2 separate regions of the Homo sapiens genome follow, and region 2 is linked to region 1. The links are chromatin loops, found by intact Hi-C in ENCODE. Cell type or tissue: PC-3. All regions are shown on one strand. Each heading gives the region's core, and the rest is flanking DNA. Links, peaks and the distances in the headings are about the cores only. Region 1 overlaps SLC9A8 (solute carrier family 9 member A8). Region 2 has its middle 8.2 kb from the start of B4GALT5.

What was found. Peaks named below come from ENCODE experiments on the same cell type or tissue, not always from the same donor. Only the 100,000 strongest peaks of a DNase experiment are listed, where the experiment ranks them.
Region 2: it touches region 1 in a loop (3-fold over the local background); 3 of 110 quality-filtered maps call a loop at or near these places.

Annotation. Positions count from the first base shown.
Region 1 is chr20:49,840,433-49,851,984 of GRCh38, forward strand. It overlaps SLC9A8 (solute carrier family 9 member A8), which reads left to right. Exons shown (of 16, transcript NM_015266.3): 5 at 4,604-4,687; 6 at 9,147-9,248; 7 at 10,378-10,412. Among named protein-coding and RNA genes, the nearest start is that of MIR12122, 18 kb to the right of the region's middle. In PC-3, for the core only: a CTCF peak has its summit at 5,976 (motif pointing left); a DNase peak (open chromatin) is centred at 5,999.
Region 2 is chr20:49,716,349-49,727,900 of GRCh38, forward strand. It overlaps the pseudogene RN7SL197P. Among named protein-coding and RNA genes, the nearest start is that of B4GALT5, 8.2 kb to the left of the region's middle. RefSeq lists a silencer at 11,364-11,552. In PC-3, for the core only: a CTCF peak has its summit at 6,816 (motif pointing left); no DNase peak of the experiment used is centred there; H3K27ac peaks cover 149 bases.

The DNA.
Region 1 (11,552 bases), core at 1,528-9,527:
TTTAAGCCCTTCCTACTTTGATGAAGCTCCTAGGTGCTAGGATTAATTGACCTGTGAAACTGTAGAGTGTAAAATTAGCAAGACAAACCTTATAGACTAACGTAAAACACAATTTGAAGCTGTTATAAATAGTAGTAATGAAATATTTTATATATTAAATAAATTTTGAAAATGTATATTGAGCTCTGGAGAGTGATAAGACACACTTCTGCTGGGGAGGCCCCACTGGAGCGCATTGCATGTGGGATCTCTGCCTTCCTGCTACTTGGTTACATTTAACCACCCAAGAGTGGGTCATGACTGAAGAGCCTTTTTCTACTCCTAGGCTGGATATAGCCTGATGTGTAGATTTTGCCCACTAACCCATTTTGTTTGATCTGATTTAAAAATCATTTGATCAAGGCTGGGCGTTGGCGGCTCATGCCTGTAATCCCAGCATTTTGAGAGGCCAAGGTGGGTGGATCACCTGAGCTCAGGAGCTCGAGACCAGCCTGGGCAACATGGTGAAACTCCGTCTCTAAAAAAATACAAAAAAAAAAAAAGATCAAAATTTGAATTGACTTTAAAACAATTAAAAATTGTTAGATTTTGGGCGGGTGCGGTGGCTCATGCCTGTAATCCCAGAATTTTGAGAGGCTGAGTCACGTGGATCATCTGAGGTCAGGAGTTTGAGACCAGCCTGGCCAACATGGTGAAACCTCATCTCTTCTAAAAATACGAAAAAGTAGCTGGACGTGGTGGCACGCACCTGTAGTCCCAGCTACTTGGGAGGCTGAGGCAGGAGGATCGCTTGAGCCCAGGAGGATCGCTTGAGGCTGCAGTGAGTTATAATTGCACCACTGCAGTCCAGCCTGGGCAACAGAGCAAGACCCTGTCTCTAAAAAAAAAAAAAAAAAAGTTGGGGCAGGCTTCCTGGAGGAGACTGCATTTGTGGAGAGTCAGAGTGAGAAGTAGGATTCCTGCCTGGAAACCAGATGTGCAGGGAGCAGTGGGAAGTCAGAAAAACAAGAGGAGCTGGTGGTTTCTTTCCCTGAAGTTCTGATTCCAAACTGACCTGCTGGGTCTGCCCAGGTAGCAACCTGTATTATCATGTGCTTAATATTTTTCTATCAACTTGCTTTTTAATTATATGTATATATATATAAATTATTTATTTATTTCTTATTTTCTTTTTTTGAGACAGAGTCTCTCTTGGTTGTCCGGGCTAGAGTGCAGTGGCACGATCTCGGCTCACTGCAACCTCTGCCTCCCGGGTTCAAGTGATTCTCCTGTCTCAGCCTCCTGAGTAGCTGGGCAGGAGAACAGGCATGTGCCACCATGCCCAGCTAATTTTTGTATTTTTAGTAGAGACAGGGTCTCACCATGTTAGCCAGGCTGGTCTCGAACTCCTGACCTCAAGTAATCCACCCACCTTGTCCTCCCAAAGTGCTGGGAGTACAGGTGTGAGCCACTGCGCCTGGGTGTGGCTAATTTTTAAAAAAATTTTTTGTAGAGACACGATGTCACTATGCTACCCAGGCTGTTCTCGAGCTCCTGGGCTCAAGTGATCCTCCCACCTTGGCCTTCCAAAGTGTTAGGATTACAGGATTGAGCCACGTGGCCTATATATTTATTTTATTTTATTTTATTTTTTTTTTTTTGCTGGGGAGTGGTGGGGAGCAGAGTCTCACTATGTTATCCAGGCTGGAGTGCAATGGCGTGGTCTCAGCTCACTGCAACCTCCGCCTCCCAGGTTCAAGCAGTTCTCCTGCCTCAACCTCCTGAGTAGCTAGAATTACAGGTGCCTGCCACCACGCCCGGCTAATTTTTGTATTTTTAGTAGAGATGGGGTTTCACCAAATTGGCCAGGCTGGTCTCGAGCTCCTGACCTCATGATCCATCCACCTTGGCCTCCCAAAGTGCTGGGATTACAGGCATGAGCCACCACGCCTGGCCATGTTTATTTTCAAGGCAACATTACAGTACTATTTCAATTCAGAAACTAATATTGTTTTGTAAACATGATAAAAATGAAGTAGTACAGATGCCTGCTGAAGCATCAGAGGTCAAGTCTGCTCTCTGTCAAGGGAGATCAGCACGTTGGAGAGAGCCCTTAGAAGCGGTATTGCCATCCTAAGGTGTCTTGGATTTATTTGGGCCTGAAGAAATAATCAAAAGGGGCTGACTCTCTCAATCCATGAGGTCAGTGGTATTTGACACACACTGCTCAAGTGCCACCTAAAATCACCTCAGAACATTTTGGGGGAGCCATTGCCAAAAGGAACTGTAACACTATTTCCCTGAAAGGCAGTGTGTTCATAAGGGCTGCAGTAACAAATTATCACAAACTAAGTGGCCTAAAACAACAGAGATTTGTTTTCTCACAATTCTGGAGGCCAGAAGTGAGAAGTCAAGGTATCAACAGGACCAGGTTCCCTCCCAAAGACTCTAGAAAAGAATTCTTCATTGCATCTTCCAGCTTCTGGTGGCCCCGGTTTTCCTTGGCTTGTGGCCGCATCACTCCTGTCTTTGTCTCTGTGCTCACATGGCATTCTTCTCCACGTGTCTATGTGCCTTGTTCTGTCTCTTACAAGTCGATGTTTGCTGCCTTTGGCCTTCCCTTATCCAGTGTAAGGTCATCTAGATCCTTACCTTCATTAGATCTTCAGAGACCCTATTTCCAAATAAGGTCACACTCTGAGGTTCCTGGTGGCCATGAATTGTGATTGGGGTTGGGGGACACTATATAACCCCACTATAGGTAGATTCTCCTTTTTCCTGGGGTGGGGGGGGCTAGTTTTTATACCTCCAAAAGGCTGTATATAGTGGTCCTGCTGCACAGATCCTGAGAATAGGTTGCCCCGTAAAACACAGAGCTCGGCTCATTTTTTTTCACACAGTCCCAGTCTGAATCATGAGCTTGAGCTTGTTGTACATGCTGCTATTTTAAGACTTAATAAGGCATTTCAGAAGTCATCATTTGCTTCTATTTTGAGCGTTTTTTGACTTTCTTTTAGTCTTTATGGTAACAGCTGTACATTTGTAAGAATACATTTAGGCATTCTTTGGAATAGGCATTTTGACAAAAAATCAGACTGTCAAAATTGTGACATGGGAAAATATTCATATGAAAAAGGGCCTGATTTTGCATTTTTAAATAGACTGTGTATTACACATAACCATTTTGGGCTTGAGGACCAATATATATTTCCCCAAAATTCTACCAACAACTAGAGAGATATATTAATAATATAGAAAATGAAATTGTTATTGTTTCACCCCTCCAAAGATGGCTATATTCTAGAAACACCTTTCGTAGTGGCACTTAATAATCAAATCTGGAAGCATGGTGCTATGGTTTGGGCATTTGTCTCCCCAAACCTCATGCTGAAATTTGATTCCAGTGTTGGAAGTGTTTGGGTCATGGGGGTGGACCCTCATGGATAGACTGATGCCCTTGCTGGGGGAGGGAGGTGAATGAGTTGTTGCTCTGTTCGTTCCCTATACAGCTGGTTGTTAAAAACAGCCTGGTCCCATCCCCGCCCCCCCTTTCTTCCTCTCTTGCCATGGATCTCTGCACACTCTGGCTCCCCTTCTCTTCCCCCATGAGTGGAAGCAGCCTAAGGTTCTTATCAGATACCCAGTCTTGAACTTTTCCGGACAGCAGAATCATGAGCCAAATAAATGTTTTTCCTTTGTAAATTACCCAGCCTCAGGTATTCTTTTATAGCAAGACACATGGTAAGGGGCTGTCTTTGTATCAAAGTCTCAAGTCGAAAGAGCATCCAGTGTGGACTGTTTTATCACATCAGACTTTGGAAAATGGCAGAGTTGTCTGTGATAAGCAGAAAGAAGGCAGAGCTATTTTAACCATATATAGGATTTACTGTTCCTCTGAGTGGATTGTTTTAGGGCTTGCCATTACCTTTTTCCTGGAGGATTCCAATTTGTGGAGTTGTTTTTGAAAGTCTGCAACCAGAATTGAAATTTTCTGTATTCAGATTAATTTTCTTTCTGTACTAAGGAATAAAAAACATACTACTGTGTTGTGCTGTTTCTTTTCACTGATCACCTTTAAAATCCTTGTCTTGGCCACGCATGGTGGCTCATGCCTGTAATCCCAGCATTTGGGGAAGCTGAGGTGGGAGGATTGCTTGAGGCTAGGAGTTTGAGACCAGCCTGGGCAACATAGCGGGACCCTGTATCTTAAAAAAAAAAAAAAAAAAAAAAAAAAAAAAATTAGCCCGGCATGGTAGCACGCACATGTAGTCCCAGCTACTCAGGAGGCTGAAGTGAGAGGATCACTTGAGCCCAGGAGGTTGAGGCTACAGGGAGCTGTGATTGCACCACTGCACTTCAGCCTGGACAACAGAGCAAGAAAGACTCTGTCTCAAAATAATAATAATAATAATAATGATAAAAATAATAAAATACAGTTTCATTTTTTTTTTTGGTGGGGGAATCTCTCATTCTGCTTGATTTTATTATCAGGTAGTTATTTAAACATTATATGTTTCCACTAGGCCAGGCCCTGAGAGAATAATTATTTTGGCTCTTTATTGATTAATTTATTTCTTAATTACACAAATTCCATGCCCTTAAGATACTCATTTTCTATTTACAGGAAGAAGAAATGTTTCGTCCAAACATGTTTTTCCTCCTCCTGCTTCCCCCTATTATCTTTGAGTCTGGATATTCATTACACAAGGTGAGACTCAGGCACACATTGGTGCTTTGGTCTGGACAGTTTCTCATGTTTGTAAGGCAAGTTCCTTAAAAGCTTGGGTATAATTTAGCAGCAGCAGCAGCAGCAGCTCTGCTCCTTCCTGGTTGTGCTCAGTGGAAGCTGGACTGCAGTGCCTGACTTCTGGAGAGGAGCAGACATGATGAATTGGCTGCTTTAATGGTTTCAGGCAGTATGGCTCACTGAGCCAGTGTTTGCCATAAATGGGTGCTTTGCCCAGGAAGATGGCTGAAGTGATGTTAAGTGGCTCACAGATGATGCATTGACTCGTCTTCCTGGACACAGACTGATAGATGTAAAGAGGATAGACTGTGTCCTGGGACGACGGGGACATGTGCCCCAGGACTTTTGTTTCTTTCAGCTCCCCCACTGGGGCCTTTCTAACCTTCTCAGGCCCATCCATCCTTCCATGTCTCCCTCTCGGTGCCCTCCCCTGGCCTCAGACCCCAGCTTGATATTCCCCTTCATCCCTCAACCTCTATCGCTCCTCGCCCACTCCCTGGTCCAGCTTCTCCTTCCCAGGCTGGAGCCCCATCCTTCCCTGCCTAGTCCCACAGTTGCCTGCCCATTCTTTCCTCCCTGCCTTGGTGAGCAGTGGCACTGGCCCCTACCCACTTCTCTGCTTTGGCTTGGCCTTGACGGCCATTGCCTTGCAACTCCCAGTGTGAGATGTTTTTTTTTTTGTTTTGTTTTTTTTGAGATGGAGTCTCACTCTGTCACCCAGGCTGGAGTCCTGTGGCATGATCTCGGCTCACTGCAACCTCCACCTTGTGGGTTCAAGTGATTCTTCTGCCTCAGCCTCCTGAGTAGCTGGGATTACAGGCACACGCCACCTTGCCCGGCTAATTTTTGTCGTTTTAGTAGAGACGGACGGGGTTTTACCATGTTGGCCAGGCTGGTCTCGAACTCCTGACCTCAAGTGATCCACCCACCTTGGCTTCCCAAAGTGCTGGGGTTACAGGCATGAGCCACCACACTCGTCCCCTAGTGTGAGTCTTTCTGCCTGAGCAGGAGCTTCTCACTTTTAAGCCTGCTTGTGTGCGTGCATGGTTTTTTCCTTGTCTGTGAGTTTTCTTTAAACATAAATGTATTTAAGTTTTAAAATAAAGTGATTCAACTTAAAATACTAGTATTAATAATACAGCAGCTATTTTGTGAATGTGATTTTTAAAAAAACTGTGAAGATTGGAAAGTTTAGGCCAGTCCTTGGAGAGAGGAAAGCCAGAGACACAACACAGATCTAATCATGCGCTGCCCCCTACAGGTTTCTTTTTGGTAAAGTAGAAACCAAAAACCCCAAAACCCTACCTCCCAGGGTGCTTTGAGAGTCACACTAGATGAAAGAACGTAGGCAAAGCACCACCCACCACACTAAATAAATGAAGTGCTGCTGCTTGTTATTAATGATAAAAATGTCATTTATTATTAATAACAATATTACCACCAGTAGTAATAATAATTTATTAAGCTTAATATGGTCGGGCCCAGTGGCTCATGCCTATAATCCCAGCACTTTGAGAGGCCGAGGTGGGTGGATCACTTGAGGCCAGGAGTTCAAGACCAGTCTGGCCAACATGGTGAAACCCCATCTCTACTAAACATACAAAAATTAGCTGGTCGTGGTGGTGCGTGCCTGTAATCCCAGCTACTCTGGAGGCTGAAGCATGAGAATCATGAGAATAGCTTGAACTCGGGAGGTGGAGCTTGCAGTGAGCTGAGATCACGCCACTGCACTCCAGCCTGAGTGATAGAGGGAGACTTTGTCTCAAAAATAAATAAATAAAAATAAACTTAATTTGTTGTTGACATGGTATAAAATAAATAAATACATAATTTTAAAAAATGAGTTAGATTTGTCTAGAAATGTTTGGTAAAAACATAGAAATTAAGTCTTTAATTTTCCTGTACTAAAACAAAAGCATATTAAGATGTTCAGCCCAGATTTTTTTTTAAGTTATTATTTTATTGTGCATCTATCCAAAGAAAAAGTGAAAAGGAAATTTAATGTAAAAAATATTCACAAGTCTTACAAACTGTTAGTGACATCAGATAATTTTTAACAAGGAAACATAAGTTGAAGGTCACCATGTCTTTCCTTTCACTTTGTAAACAAATCTTAACTGTAAGCAGATATGAAAATATTTCAAAACATGCTGAGGAAATTGACTTGATTTTGACTTAAAAACATGACATTTTGAATATTAGAGCATGTAAAGTTTTTCTTTTCTTTTTTTTTTTTTTTTTTAGAGGGGAGAGAAACTTGTTCAAAATTTGAGGAAAGTAATAGTTTTTTAGAGAAACATTTTGTTGAAGATGACTTTCCAGCAGGAAATGTGACAATTTATATGAAAGGGACTGATAGGATTATGAAATGCTACTTCTGAAACTTCTATCCACTTTCTACCCTCGCCCAAAGATGATAGGAAGTAAAGTTTGAATATTTTATTTTAATATTATGATATCTGCTAATGTAAATTTGGATTTAGAATACAGATTACAGTAAGATTATCATCAGTTGATATGCATTAGCTAGGCAGCAACTGGTTCTTTGAATTGCAAATATTACACAAATCACAGGATGTTAATTATGTCAGAGAGAAACAGATAAATTTGCTTTATGTAGCAGAGGGAAGTTCTTGTATTATGGTAACTTTAACTTGGGTAAATGTTCAGGATCCAGATTAATATTAACCAAATATATAAATTATATCAACATTAGATCTCTGCAAACAGGTCAAAACTGATTAATCTGTTTTTTTTTTTTTTTTTTTGAGATGGAGTTTTGCTCTTGTTGCCCAGGCTGGAGTGCAATGGCACGAACTCGGCTCACTGCGAACTCGGCTCACTGCAACCTCGGCCCCCTGGGTTCAAGCGATTCTCCTGCCTCAGCCTCCCGAGTAGCTGGGATTACAGGCGTCTATAACCACACCAGCTAATTTTGTATTTTTAGCAGAGATGGGGTTTCTCCATGTTGGTCAGGTTGGTCTCGAACTCCTGACCTTAGATGATCCACCCGCCTTGGCCTCCCAAAGTGCTGGGATTACAGGTTTGAGCCACCGAGCCCAGTCTAATCTGTTTTTAAATAACAAAAGAAAACAGCGATTTGCAAAGAGCAACTCATAGATTGAAAGCCCTTTGTTTTGAAAAACCAAATCATTGTGTTTTAAAATTCTTTGTGCAGTAAAGATTGATATGCCAAACAAAGGAATTGAATGTCAGATGATAGGCAGCCAAGTCAAAATTGCAGCTTCTAGGAGGTGGGCTTAGTGGGGCAGTCAGTGTTCAGCTGAGGACACTCTTTCACAAGTGGGCTTTAAAATAGCAGGTCTTGATGTCCATGGTTTGGTGATTTCTGAGCTAAAAACAAGATTCTTGTTCACAACCACAATCGGGGGTGATCAAAGACTCTTGGTAGCTCCTAAGTGGAGTTCATAGGGTTATAATAAATAGCTTAATTTCCTTAATTTTATGGAAATTTGAAAGATGCTACCATGCTGCTTGAACTTGAATATTTTATCTTAAACGCTGTGAAGTATAGATAGAAACATTTTATCTGACATAGTTAATGATGATACTAATAGAGTGAAGTAAAATTGTTTAAAAGACCTGGCCAGGAAAAAGGAATATCTGATAGTGTATCTTGGTATCCTAATAGTGTGGACTTTGGATGTGAAACACAGTTAATTCCTTCAGTGCCTGTCTGTTGGGCATCTTCCATCTGACGGGCATTATGTCAGGGACCGTGTTGTGCGAAAGCAGGTGGGGTCATTGCCCAGAATGAGCCTGCAGCCTCATGGGAAAGTAAGACATCAGTACATAAATAAGTGCAAAATTGCAGTCTTGTCAACCGCTACAAGAGAGGGTGACTGTGCACTGAGAGCACAGACTAGGATCTGGGAAGAGTTGAAATGTCCTGAGATCTTGGGATGATGAAAGCTTAACAAGCAAAGAGGGAGCACAACCTGCTCGAAGCCACCAGTGGGACTGGAACCCAGAGAACAAAGGCGAGCATGGTGCCAGATGAGCCCAGAGGCCTCCCCAGGAGTCGAATCATTCAGGGTGGGGGCTAGCTGCATTTTAAGTGGAAATAGGGGTCCAGGTGAAGGCAGCACAATCAGATTTGTCTTTTGGGAAGATCATTCTGGAAAGACGGGAGAGTGGAGGGAAAGGGGCCCTGGGGGGTTGAGGAGACTTGTGCGAAGCTATGCAGTGTTTCAGATGAAAGATGGTGTGAGTGACGGGACACTGCAGTAAGTGCGGGGGTGCAGGAAGACTCCCGGGCTCCCAGCTTGCCACACAGGTTGGGCAGTGGTGCCTTTTACAGAGAATCAAGTCTGCACGGAGGGCCAGGTGTGCAGGCCGTGCCTTCACTGACAGGAATGGCTTTTCTAATCATTTCCCTGATTTCTGCTCTTTCAAACAGGGTAACTTCTTTCAAAATATTGGTTCCATCACCCTGTTTGCTGTTTTTGGGACGGCAATCTCCGCTTTTGTAGTAGGTGGAGGAATTTATTTTCTGGGTCAGGTAAGAAAATCATCTTTGAAACACTTTGAAAGTCTTACATTCTTAGAGCTAGTGCAGGGAGGTGGGAAGGTGAAATGGGGCCACTTTGTGGGGCCTGGGTTTCACCCTTAAGGTAAATTCCTTCTGGAAGGAAATCCTAGCTTCATATGAGGCACAGTAGAGGCGTGCTAAATTGTTTCAAAGTGTCCTCCAAGACCTTTGGTATCTGGAATTGAGTAAAACTTTTCCATAATCCCCCCCAAAGTATTTGAGTTTATTTGCAAACCAATACTGTCTTAAATTAGAATACCTAAAAATGAAGCCAAATATATGCCATCAAGAACTTCAAACTGTGTTGTCAAGTAGACTGAATTGGGGTTGAATGCTGTTTTTTGATAAAAATTTGTATTTAAAAAATCAAAGATGTGCTTTTCTGCTGGCATTGGAGAAATAATAAAATCAAAGGTGATGCTGAATCTCTTCACTCAATTCTAAGCTGTCTACCTGTAGAATTATATACTCTGGATTTTCCACAATTGCTAAACCACTTCCCAGTGGCACCAGTTGGGTGGTCTCTACTTTAGACTTCAAATTAATTTAGACCAAACATCCCTAGGAAGGTAGTATCTGTAGTTTTGTATTATGCATGTCCATGCATGTCACATTCTTTTCCTTTATTGTCAGTTGCAGAAAGTTTGCCTGTCTCAGTTCTGAAAATTAAGTTGAGGGTCAGGTATCTGAGTGACGGGCAGATTTCTTTAACACATCAGCTGCTTTCTTCTCTCAATAGCCAAAGCCCATTCCATTGGATTTTCACCTATATTGCAGCTTTGATGGCACCAGAATAAATCTGTCTGTCATGCAGCTTTCTTCATTGCTCAGCTTCTAGTATTAAGTAAGAATAAACTTAAGGAAACTACAGTTAATTGGGCTTGAAGAATGTAGCATTCTTTTCCATACTCTCGTTGCATGCCGATGGAATGCATGTTTCAACTAAGGCTTAGGAGCTTTTATTTTTCAAGTGGTTTGGGAACTGAAGATTAATGTCCTTATTAGTTTTAATAAAGCACTAATGGACATTTAAATCTTGGCTGTTCTCCAGGGTTTTTTTTTTGTGTGTGTCTGTGTGTTTGTGTGTTTTATTTTACAGGCTGATGTAATCTCTAAACTCAACATGACAGACAGGTAAATCCTTCATACTGTAACACCCATGCGACTGCTTTTCAGACAGGGGAAATGTTTCTCCACATTGCTTCCTGGGTGTGGTACTGTTCTATTCTCTCTCTGTGTATTTATTTTTGGTAAGGATTTCTGCCATAGAATCTTACTCTGAGTTAATTTGTATCTCTGAAATGAATCAAAAGTATCCTAAAGACTTTTGAAGATCCCTAGTGGGGCATTGCTGATTGGAATGATTTAGTTTAAGCTTGGGAGGGAGTAACTCTGCTCAGCTAACTGCCCTGCCTGTGTGCACGCGTACACTGTACCATTGTCTTCTTATTTACAAGACTTTTCAGTCGCCGTAACAAAAAGTCTTCTTGACAGATTAGAGATGGAGAGGGGGAGTGACGGAGAAACTTTCCTCTGGGATTCCCACGAAGCCTGTGGTGGGGGAAGCAGGGCCAAGACCTCTATTGTGGTTATTGTAGAAAGCCCCTCCATCTGAAGCCACTCCCGTGAGCACTTCCCATGAGCCCCATCCAGGATTTCCCAGAATTGCATAGTGAGAAGCAACCTCACTAGGTTGAGGCAGTTGTCTCTCAGAAGGTACCAGATCTAGTGCTGAAAAAGTGCCCATGCTGAGCATAGTCTGGGTTCCCCCCTCTGAGAGCAGACAGCCTTGCTCAGTGTGTCTGCATTTGGTCTTGTGACATGGCTGGGGAGCTGGGCAGCAGGGTCACATGTTCGTCCCCAGATCCTTGCCATGGGGCCAGTCAGAGCTTTCAGGATTTAGCAGCAGTTTAGCAACTTGGGACTAGAATCTGGGAACCCTTTTCATGGGAACTGTGTCTCTGATAACAAATCCAATTCTATTTCTACCTCCACTCACCACCCACCCCAGCCCAGGACAATTTTGGAGCTTTTGTTGTAAGACAGTTTTGATACATAAACAAGTAGTCCTATTCCATGAGAGCTGGAAATAAAGCAGAACTGATGTCCTGTGTTTGGTAGGTATTTTGCAAATAAAAAGAAATGCCCAGTAAAGGAAGGTATCACAGTATTCAAACCTTCCACTTGTTTTGGGGGCAACTGGTTAGAGATACAGACAATGCTGGATAACTTCCTGTGAAGTTGAATTGAATCAGTGGTTGGGATGTTCAGGTG
Region 2 (11,552 bases), core at 2,036-10,035, 120 kb before region 1:
TACTTCAGTAGCAAATCCTAAGGAAAATTACATTATCCTTCAAAACCACAGTAATACTAAGAGAATTAACAATTATACCATAACATTCTGTAACATCCAGTCTGTTCTGGATAGACAGAGAAAGAGAAACCTTCCTACATTTAAACTATGTACCAATGATCAGTCTCTATTTCTGACCTATCTGAAATAACAAGGCATCAAAATAAATTGGTTATGTTTTAGGCCGGGTACAGTGGCTCACGCCTGTAACCCCACCACTTTGGGAGGCCGAGGCAGGCAGATCACTTGAGGTGAAGAGTTTGAGACCAGCCTGGCCAACAACATGAAACCCCATCTCTACTAAAACATACAAAAATTAGCTGGGCGTGGTGGCACGTGCCTGTAATCCCAGCTACTCGGGAGGCTGAGGCAGGAGGATTGCTTGAACCTGGGAGGCAGAGGCAGAGGTTGCAGTGAGCCAAAATCGTGCCATTGCACTCCAGCCTGGACAACAGAGTGAGACTCCACCTCAAAAAAAAAATGCAAAATACAAAAATTAGCCAGGCACGGTGTCAGGCAGCCTGTAATCCCAGCTATTTGGGAGGCTGAGGCACAAGAATCGCTTGAACTCTGGAGGTGGAGGTTGCAATGAGCTGAGATCATACCACTGCACTCCAGCCTGGGCGACAGAGCAAGACTCCGTCTCAAAAATAAATAAATAAACTGGTTATGGTTTTTGTCTGTTTGTTTGTTTCAGTGGAGTTTCGCTCTTGTTGCCCAGGCTGCAGTGCAATGGCACATTGTCTGCTCACCGCAACCTTCGCCTTCCAGGTTCAAGAGATTCTCCTGCCTCAGCCTCCCAAGTAGCTGGGATTACAGGCATACGCCACCATGCCCGGCTAATTTTGCATTTTTAGTAGAGACAGGGTTTCACCATGTTGGTCAGACTGGTCTCGAACTCCTGACCTCAGGTAATCTGCCTGCCTCGACCTCCCAAAGTGCTGGGATTACAGGCATGAGCCACCGCCTCCGGCAGTTTATGTTTTTAAATGGAAGAAAAAGAAGTATGTCAGGAGTATCCAGGGATCCCTACCTCAAACTCCTTCCTCCACACTACTTTTTCATCTCCAAGTTAGGTTTCCAACTCACTAAAGCATGTATTCATTATATATTCATTTGACTATTCAGCTCCTCAGACAAACTCACTGTATTCTAATCTCTGCTCAAATGTTACCGTCTCAAAAAGACCTTTCCTCTAAAGTAGCTTTCTTCTCCCCATCCCAGCACTCTCTATCCATAGCCTTCCTCAGCTTGATTTTTCTCCATAGCACTTTTTATCCCCTGACATTCTACTATACATATACGCGTTTACTTGTTCATTTTCTTCTCCCAGATCAGAATGTAAACTTCACGAGAGCAGGGATTTGGTTTCACTCTCTGCTGTATCCTTGCACCTAGCACAGTGCTCAGCAGCCAGTAGGCGCTGAATAATTGTTGAAGGACGACAGGTGTGCAGTGACTGTGTGCTGGGCATGGCAGATGCAAAGATGACTAAGACATTCTTGCAGCCTAGTGACATATGAGCTACAGGAAAGTGACTAACTGAGGGACACTGTCATAAGGGCAGGACTCAGCATGGCTGGCAGTAGGAAAAGGTGTTCTGTGAGATTCTAGATGGTCTTTGAAGGGACATTGAGACAGGTTTGCTCAAGGGGCAGTGAGAAGAGGCCTGCCTGGTTGGAGCAGCTAGTCCTGCCAAGGAAAAGAAAGAGGTGAGGGGTGAGGCTGGAGGAGTGAGGCCTGACCCTGTGGCTCAGCATGGGCCCTGGAATTAGATGGATCTGGCTGCCAGTCTTCCTTCCTCCCTGCCCTCACTCTGTCATCTTGGCAAGTCACTTCACCTCTCGGAACCTCCATTTCCGCATCTGTAAAATGGAGATCAGACAGTTCCTTCTTTCTAGGATTGTGCACAGATTACAAATAGTATCTCTATAAAGGGCCTGATATGTAGGAAGTGCTCAATCCATGGGAGCCATCACTATTCTTAACTTTTTCCTCTGAGCCATAGAGAGCCCTTGAAGGTTTTAGCGCAGGGGAGTGGCCTAAAGAAAGGGAGGTCCTTGGTGAAATCTCAGGAGAGCACAGGTTGGGCCTCTTGTGCTTGTCAACACCCAATTGCAGGCTAGCTGAAATCACACACATAAAGAAAACAATCCGGCAGGGCATGGTGGCTCATGCCTGTAATCCCAGCACTTTGGAAGGCTGAGATGGGCAGGTCACCTGAGGTCAAGAGTTTGAGACCAGCCTGGCCAACATGGTGAAACCCCGTCTCTACTAAAAATACAAAAATTAGCCAGGTGTGGTGGTGGGCACCTGTAATCCCAGCTACTCGGGAGACTGAGACAGGAGAATCACTTGAACCCAGGAGGCGGAGGTTGTAGTGAGCTGAGATCGTGCCACTGGACTCCAGCCTGGGCAATAAAGAACAAAACTCCGTCTCAAGAAAAAAAATAAAAATAAAAAAAGCCGGTGCATCCTTCCCTCTACTTTTCCTTCTATCAAATAACCATCAATGTTGTTCAGAGCAGCCACCCACCAGCTAAGTTCCAGAATGAGGAGGAGATGCTCCCAACTCCATTTTGCCAACAATGACACGTAGCATGAGCAATAAATAAAGCCTCTGAGATATAGGGGCTTTTTTTTTTTGAGACAAGTCTTGCTCTGTTGCCCAGGCTGGAGTGCAGTGGCATGATCTCAACTCATTGCAACCTCTGCCTCCTGGGTTCAAGTGATTCTCCTGCCTCAGCCTCCCAAGTAGCTGGGACTACAGGCGTGCACCACCATGCTCAGCTAATTATTGTATTTTTAGTAGAGACAGGGTTTCACCATCTTGGCCATGCTGGTCTCCAACTCCTGACCTCAAGTGATCTGCCCGCCTCGGCCGCCCAAAGTGCTGGAATTATAGGCATGAGCCACCGCGCCAGGCCAAGGGCTATTTTTAATACAGAAAACCTGGCCTATCCTTACTTATCATAAATATACCGTTCTGCAACTTGCTTTCTCCTGACATTATTTTTATAAGATATTTCCATAATGATACATGTGGCTCAAGTTTATTCATTTTCACTGCTGTGTAATATTTTATCATATAACTTGGCCTCACCTTTTAAAATCCTTTTTCCTAATGATGTCTATTTAAGTTTGTTCCAATTTTTTCCTCATACTGGTCCATAAATCCTTAGCTACAATTCAAATTCCAGGAAACCTAAAAATGGAAGGCTTTTTATAATTTATTTAGCAGCAAGATCTGACCTGATTTGAACTTCTTTAGTGGCAAAACCTGACCTGAATAGACAGAAAGCTATTTATAATCATTATGCCACTTAATGTGAATATTCATATGTTCCACTGAGGAAATATTTAGTGTTTTTTTTTTTGTTTTGTTTTGTTTTGTTTTTTTTTTTTTTTTTGAGACAGGGTCTCCCTCTGTCGCCCAGGCTGGAGTGCAGAGGCGCAATCACAGCTCACTGCAGCATCAACCTCCTGGGCTCAATCGATCCTCCTGCCTCAGCCTCCTGAACAGCTGGTACTACAGGCATGGGCCACCATACCGAGTTTAGATTTTTGCTTACAGGATGAACCAGTCCTCTCAAGGGGTATGATAGGAGATTTCATGAATGCACCATATTGTCTTTCAAAATTCTAAGAATTTCTTTTTTTTTTTCTTTTTTGAGACGGAGTTTCACTCTTTTTGCCCAGGCTGGAGTGCAATGGCCTGATCTCGGCTCACCGCAACCTCCGCCTCCCAGATTCAAGCAATTCTCCTGCCTCAGCCTCCTAAGTAGCTGGGATTACAGGCATGGACCACCATGCCCGGCTAATTTTGCATTTTTAGTAGAGACAGGGTTTCACCATATTGGTCAGGCTGGTCTCTAACTCCCAACCTCAGGTGATCCACCCACCTCGGCCTCCCAAAGTGCTGGGATTACAGGCATGAGCCACCACGCCCGGCCTCAAAATTCTAAGAATTTCTAAAATTCAAAACACGTTTAGCCCCAACGGCTTTGGATAAGGGATGGTGGACAGGCACAAACATGACTGCGATGTATGCGTGTGGCAGAATGTATTTTCCAAAGATGCCCTCAACAATATTTCCTGTCCTCATGCTCTTCTAGAACTTTCTCTAATTCCTCTTCCTGTGAATCTGGGTGGGATTGTGAATCATCTATAACCAATAAAAAGATGAAAATGGCCAGGTATAGTGGCTCATGTCTGTCATCCCAGCACTTTGGGAGGCTGAGGCAGGTGGATCATCTGAGGTCAGGAGTTCAAGACCAACCTGGCTGGCATGGTGAAACCCCATCTCTACTAAAAATACAAAAATTAGCCCAAGCGTGGTGGTGCATGCCTGTAATCCCAGCTACTTAGGAGGCTGAGGTGAGAGAATAGCTTGAACCTGGCAGGTGGAGGTTGCAGTGAGCCGAGATTCTGAGATTGCCCTACTGCACTCCAGCCTGGGAGACAGAGTAAGTGAGACTCTGTCTCAAAAAAAAAAAAAAAAAAAAAAAAAAAAAAGATGGAAATGATGCTGCACAATTTGTGAGGCAATGCAGCTTCTGACTTGATCACTGGGACACTCACCTTTGGAGCCTGGAACCCCTATGCTGTGAAGAAGCCCAGGCCAAGTGGAGAGGCCACATACAGATGCTCTGGTCAGCAGCCCTGGCAGAGGTTCCAGATGACAGCCAGCATCAGCCACCAAGCATGTCAGAGAACAAGGCTTTAGATGTCCCAACTCCCAGCTGTCAAGTCATCCTCACCCTTTAAACCTTCCCATCTAAAGCCCCAGACAAGCTGTCCCACTGTGCCCTTTCCAAAATGATAAAATGGTTATTGTTTTACACAACTAAATTTGGGATAATTTGTTATGCTGCAGCAGTAGTAACTGGAGCAACACGCTTTTTTTTTTTTTTTTTTTTGAGAGGGAGTCTTGCTTTTTTACCCAGGCTGAAGTGCAGTGGTGCAATCTCAGCTCACTGCAACCTTTGCCTCCTGGCTTCAAGTGATTCTCCTGCCTCAGTCTCCCAAGTAGCTGAGATTACAGGTGCACGCCACCACGCCCAGCTAATTTTCGTATTTTTAATAGAGACAGGGTTTCGTCGTGTCGTCCAGGCGGGTCTCGAACTCCTGACCTCAAGTGATTCCCCGCAGCCCCCTGCCTCGGCCTCCCAAAGTGTTGGAATTACAGGCATGAGCCACTGCAACTGGCTCAACACGCGTCTGTATGTAATTTGTGCATGTGGCAAAAATGTCTCCAGGTCACATGGTTTACAAGAGAGGATTTGGTGAACAGGTGAGGTATGCATATCTTCTGCTTTACTATTTTCCAAATTGTTCTCAAAAATGCTTGTAGCAATTTATATTCCTAGCAGCAGTGAAGGAGGGCTTCCTTTATTTCCTGCTTCACCCACCGTTACTGTAATCAGAATTTTCCAGGGTTTGGTCCTTCTGCCACCAATCCCCTCTGAAGAGAGAGAGTAAGGTAAAAGTTAGCAAAGGCCTCCAAGAGCTTTGATTCTGTACAGGACTATGTCTTTGCTGTCAAAAAAAACTGACTTATAGCCAGGCGCGGTAGCATGAGCCTGTAGTCCCACCTACTCGGGGGGCTGAGACAGGAGGATCACTTGAGTCCAAGAGTTCTGTGTTGTAGTGTACTATGTCATTTGGGTGTCTGCACTAAGTTCGGCATCAATACAGCAACCTCCCAGGATGGGGGGACCACCAGGTTGTCTAAGGAGGGATGAACCAGCCCAGGTTGGAAATGGAGCAGGTCAAAACTCCAGTGTTGATTAGTTGTGGGATTGCGCCTGTGAATAGCCACCGCACTCCAGCCTAGGCAACATTATGAGACCCTGCCTCTAAAATAATTAAAAAATTAAAAATAAAATAAAATAACCCGGGCATGGTGGCTCACGCCTGTAATCCCAGCACTTTGGGAGGCCAAGGCGGGCAGATCACCTGAGGCCAGGAGTTCAAGACCAGCTTGGCCAATGTGGTGAAACCCCGTCTCTACGAAAAATACAAAAATTAGCTGGGCGTGGTGGCCGGCGCCTGTAATTCCAGCTACTCAGGAGGCTGAGGCAGAGGTTGCAATGAGCTGAGATCACACCATCACACTCTAGCCTCGGCGACAACAGTGAAACTCTGTTTCAAAAAATAATAATAATAATAAAAATAAAAAATAAAAACTGACTTATATCCCTTCTCTAAATTCTCCTCAGTCTTTCCTATCCTGTAGAGGAAGGCCTAAGGCATGACAAGATTGCTCCTAGTATTGCCTGATATAACTCATTCTCTCATTCAACAGATATTAGTATTTATCAAGTACTGGCCGGGCATGGTGGCTCACACCTGTAATCCCAGCACTTTGGGAGGCCAAGACAGGCAGATCACTTGAGGTCAGGAGTTTGAGACCAGCCTGGCCTACATGGTGAAATCCCATCTCCACTAAAAATACAAAAAAATATATATATATATATAATTAGCCAGGTGTAGCGGCAGGTGCCGGTAATCCCAGGTACTCGGGAGGCTGAGGCATGGGAATCGCTTGAATCTGGAAGGCAGAGGTTGCAGTGAGCCAAGGTCGCCCCACTGCACTCCAGCCTGGGTGATAGAGTGAGACTCTGTCTCAAAAAAAAGAAAAAATAATAATATTTATCAAGTACCAAACTAGATGCCAGACATTTTTCTAGATGCTAAGAGAAAATTATGATGATAATAATGATGATGCCACTGCCATCTAGGGACCAGGTATTTACTGAATTTTTTAGTCACCCAGCATCCATTCACTTGACTTCTGAAACAGCCAGATTTCCTTCTCTCCTTGTTTTCAGTCTATGTGGTTCTCTGAGGTTGTTAACTCCATTTCCATCTCCAGACATGATATGAACTAGCCTGGCCAGTCAGAATATTATATTCCTTTTGCAACAGTGATTGGTTCAGGGCTGAGCAGACCAGCCAGAGCCAATGATGCTAAATGTCCAGCTTTCTTTGTGCCTTTGGAGAGGCCAACTTTCTCTTTCATGCTAGACATAAACATGACAGGTTGTGAGGCCACAGCAATGGCAACTGTTTTATCAACATGTGGAACCTGAGAATGAAATGAGCATATAAACAGACTGATACAAACAGCAAAGAGAAATTGAGTCCTAATGATATAGTTTGACTCTTGAATTCACCTAGTCCTAACCTGCCTTTCTTTCCTTCCCCAGTTTTGCATCTGCTGAGGTTTTTACAAGTGTGTTTTTTTAATTTTAATTGAATCATAGCACACATACAGAAAAATACACATTGTAACAAAAGTATAGTTTGCTAAATTTTTACAAATGGAATTACCCATTTAACCAACATTCACATCAAGAAATAAGGACATGATATGATGTATACATGTACATCACATATGTATAGGTATGTATATGTATATGATATGTGTATGTATATGATGTACATGGTCTCCAATTTATGATAGTTTGACATACCACTTTTTGATTTCATGATGGTGAGAAAGTGATACATATTCAGTAGAAACTGGACTTCAAGAAGGCCGGGCGCAGTGGCTCATGCCTGTAATCCCAGCACTTTTGCAGGCCGAGGCGGGTGGATCACTTGAGGTCAGGAGTTTAAGACCAGCCTGGTCAACATGGTGAAGCCCCATCTCTACTGAAAATACAAAAAATTAGCCAGGCATGGTGGTGCGCACCTGTAATCCTAGCTACTTGGGAGGCTGAGGCAGGAGATTAGCTTGAACCCAGGAGGCGAGGTAGCTATGAGCCGAGACTGCCCCACTGCACTCCAGCCTGGGTGAGAGAACAAGACTTCATCTCACAAAAAAAAAAAAAAAGAAAGAAACTGGACTTCAAGTACCTATACAACCACTCTGTTTTTCAGTTTCAGTACAGTGTTCAATAAATGATATGAGATATTCAACACTTGATTATAAAATAGGCATTGTGTTAATTTTACCCAACTTTAGGCTAATATAAGTGTTCCGAGCACATTTAAGGTGGACTAGGCTAAACTAAGATGTTTGGTAGGTTAGGTGGATTAATGCATTTTCAATTTACGGTATTTTCAGCTCACAATGGGTTTAGCAAGATGTAGCTCCTCTGTATGTTGAGGAGGACCTGTGCTGTTCTGTCTGGCTCCGTTTGCTCACCATGTTTGTGAGATTCATGCATACCGATGAGTGAGATTGTAAAACCATTCATTTTAATTGCTGAATAGTATCCTGTTGTGTGAATACACCATAGTTTACTTTCCAGTCAACTGCTGTCATCTGGCATTTGGATCGTTTCTAGTTAGAGGATACTAGGAATAAAGCTGCTATAAGCTCCCTGGGACAGTGGCTCTCAGGCTTGTGAAATACTCTCTTGATGTAGTGTATTAGTCAGGCATAGCTGGGGGGCTCACATGATATCAGCAGCCTTAGTTTCTCTCAATATCTTAGTTCTGCTTCCCTCTGAGTTGGTTTCATCAGATTCATGTGTTCCTCCTGACCAGCTTATTCTCAGCTGCTCCAGGCTTCCATTCCCCAGCCCAGTCACTTAGCCAAAAAAAAGAAATTTTATAATAAAGTCTCATTGGTCTGGCTTCATTCATATGTTCCTCCCCGAACCGATCCCTGTGATTAAAGGGATGGAGTGTGCTGATTGGACAGAAGTGGTCACATACCCACTCCCCAACCTGCCCCCACCCTGGAGCCAGGAAGCAAGATCAGCTTCCTGTGAACCACAAGGTTGATGTAGGGAGGGGTGGCTCCCCGAGGGGAAATCAAAGTGCAATTATTCAAGTGGAATTGTTGCTGGGCAGGCAAAAACAACAGATATTTGTGGACCACACCAACTTTTTTTTCAATGCCTTCATGCCTTTAGGTGCTCTGTTTCTGCTACCAGGAAATACTGTGTTCTCTTTCTCCTCATCCTCTAAGATCCAGCTTAAATATTTTTCCCATCCTAAAACCTCCCAGAATTTTTGGACTTGATTCTGGATGGATGTTCTTTTTTTCTTTCTTTCTTTTAAGACGGAGTCTCGCTCTGTTGCCCAAGCTGGAGTGCAGTGGCGCTATCTCGGCTCACTGCAACCTCCGCCTCCCAGGTTCAAGCAATTCTGCTGCCTCAGCCTCCTGAGTAGCTGGGATTACAGGCGCATGCCACCATGCCTGGCTAATTTTTTGTATTTTTACTAGATACAGGATTTCGCCATGTTGGCCAGGCTGGTCTCGAACTTCTGACCTCAGGTGATCTGCCCACCTTGGCCTCCCAAAGTGCTGGGATTAGAAAGGCCTGAGCCACCCCGCCCGGCCTGGATGGATGTTCTTAACCTCCATTTACTCTCCTTCTGTTGAAAGAGGCTCAAAAGCTTAAAACAGCATTCCACAGGCTCTCTTGCAGCTATGACAGTGGGAAGTTAAATTCTGTCAGTTAGATTCATTTGCATGAGATCTGGAGGATGGGAGAGAGGGAGAGGTCGTCTTGCTGGAGCTGTGTCAGCTAAGGGAGCGGTTCTGCAGGTGGGAGGAGCATGTACAGTGGAGTCCACTGTGCAGTCCCCACTTAGGAGGGTGTGAGGTAGTAGGATGGAGGCCATGGTGGTGGCAGGGAAGCAGCAGTTTGGTAACCTTGGGAACAAGGCCTTGCTGGAGGAACCTTGAAATCAAAAGCCTGAAATGGCCCCTGACTTCTACTCTTCCAGACCTCCTAATGATTTTGTAAGCACCTATATCCCTGTATTAAATCTTTTTTATTTATTATTATTATTATTTAAATTATAGACACAGAGTCTTATACTGTTGCCCAGGCTGGTCTCAAACTCCGGGCTTCAAGCAATCCTCCCACTTGGGCCTCCCAAAACACTGGGATCACAGGTGTCCAGCCTCAAAATTCTTTTTTGGGCCAGGTGCGGTTGCTTCCACCTGTAATCCCAGCACTTTGGGAGGCTAAGGTGGGTAGATCACTTGAGGCCAGGAGTTCGAGACCAGTCTGGCCAATATTGTGAAACCCCATCTCTACTAAAAATACAAAAATTAGCCAGGCATGGTGGCCCATGCCTGTAATCCCAGCTACTCGGGAGGCTGAAGAAGGAGAATCGCTTGAAACTGGGAGGCAGAGGTGCAGTGAGTCAAGATCATGCCGCTGCACTCCAGCCTCGGTGACAGAGAGAAACTGTGTCTCAAAAAAATACAATAAAATAAAAGATTTTTTAAAAAAGCACTTGAATAGCACTTACTCTGTGTCAGGCACTAGTCTAAGCACTTTATTAAAAATTTATGGACCAGACATGGTGGCTCATGCCTGTAATCCCAACTCTTTGGGAGGGCAAAGCAGGCAGATCACTTGAGGTCAGGAGTTCAAGACCAGCTCGAACAACATGGTGAAACCCCATCTCTACTAAAAATACAAAAATTAGCTGAGCATGGTGGTGTGTGTCTGAAATCCCAGCTACTCGGGAGGCTGACGAAGGAGAATATCTTGAACCCGGGAGGTGGAGGTTGCAGTGAGCTGAGATCGCACCACTGCACTCTAGCCTGGGCAACAAGAGTGAAACTCCATCTCAAAAAAAAAAAAAAAATTTACAACCAGGCATGGTGGTTCACACCTGTAATCCCAGCACTTTGGCAGGCCGAGGCGGGTGGATCCCCTGAGGTCTGGAGTTCAAGACCAGCTTGGCCTACATGGTGAAACCCCACCTCTACTAAAAATAAAAAATTAGTTGGATGTGGTGGCACACACCTGTATTCCCAGCTACTCCGGAGGCTGAGGCAGGAGAATTGCTTGAATCCAGGAGGTGGATGTTGCAGTGAGCCAAGATCCTGCCACTGCACTCTAGACTGGGTGACAGAGTGAGACTTCGTCTCAAAAAAAAAGAAAAAAAAAATTTACTTAATGGGCTGGGTGTGGTGGCTCCTGCCTGTAATCCCAGCACTTTGGGAGGTCAAAGGGGACAGATCACGTGAATCCAGGAGTTCAAGACCAGCCTGGCCAACATAGCCAGCCAAATTTCATCTCTACTAAAAAATACAAAAAATTAGCTGGGCCGTGGTGGCATGCGCCTGTAGTCCCAGCTACTCAGGAGGCTGAAGCAGGAGAATGGCTTGAACCTGGGAGGCAGGGGTTGCAGTGAGCCCAGATCGCTCCATTGCACTCCATCCTGGTGACACAGCGAGACCCTGTCTCAAAACAAAACAATACAAACCACTGAACAAACAAAACCCTTAATCTTTACAACAACATTTTGAGGTAAGTACTACTGCCACCCTCATTTGCAGATGAGGAAATAAAAGTCTAGAAGGATTAAGAAATTTGCCCAAGGTCACACAACTGGTTTCTTATAAATTATGTAAGGTTATGGGTAGATTTCATAATGCCATGGGGAATGCTCTTGATGGGAACGACTGTCCTTGAAGGCAAGCACTGTCTTTTTTTCATATTTGCACCGCAGTGCCTAAATTAGCACCCTAAGCACTTGATAGGTGTTTGGTAAATATTGGTTGAATGAATTAATGAAACTATTTATGA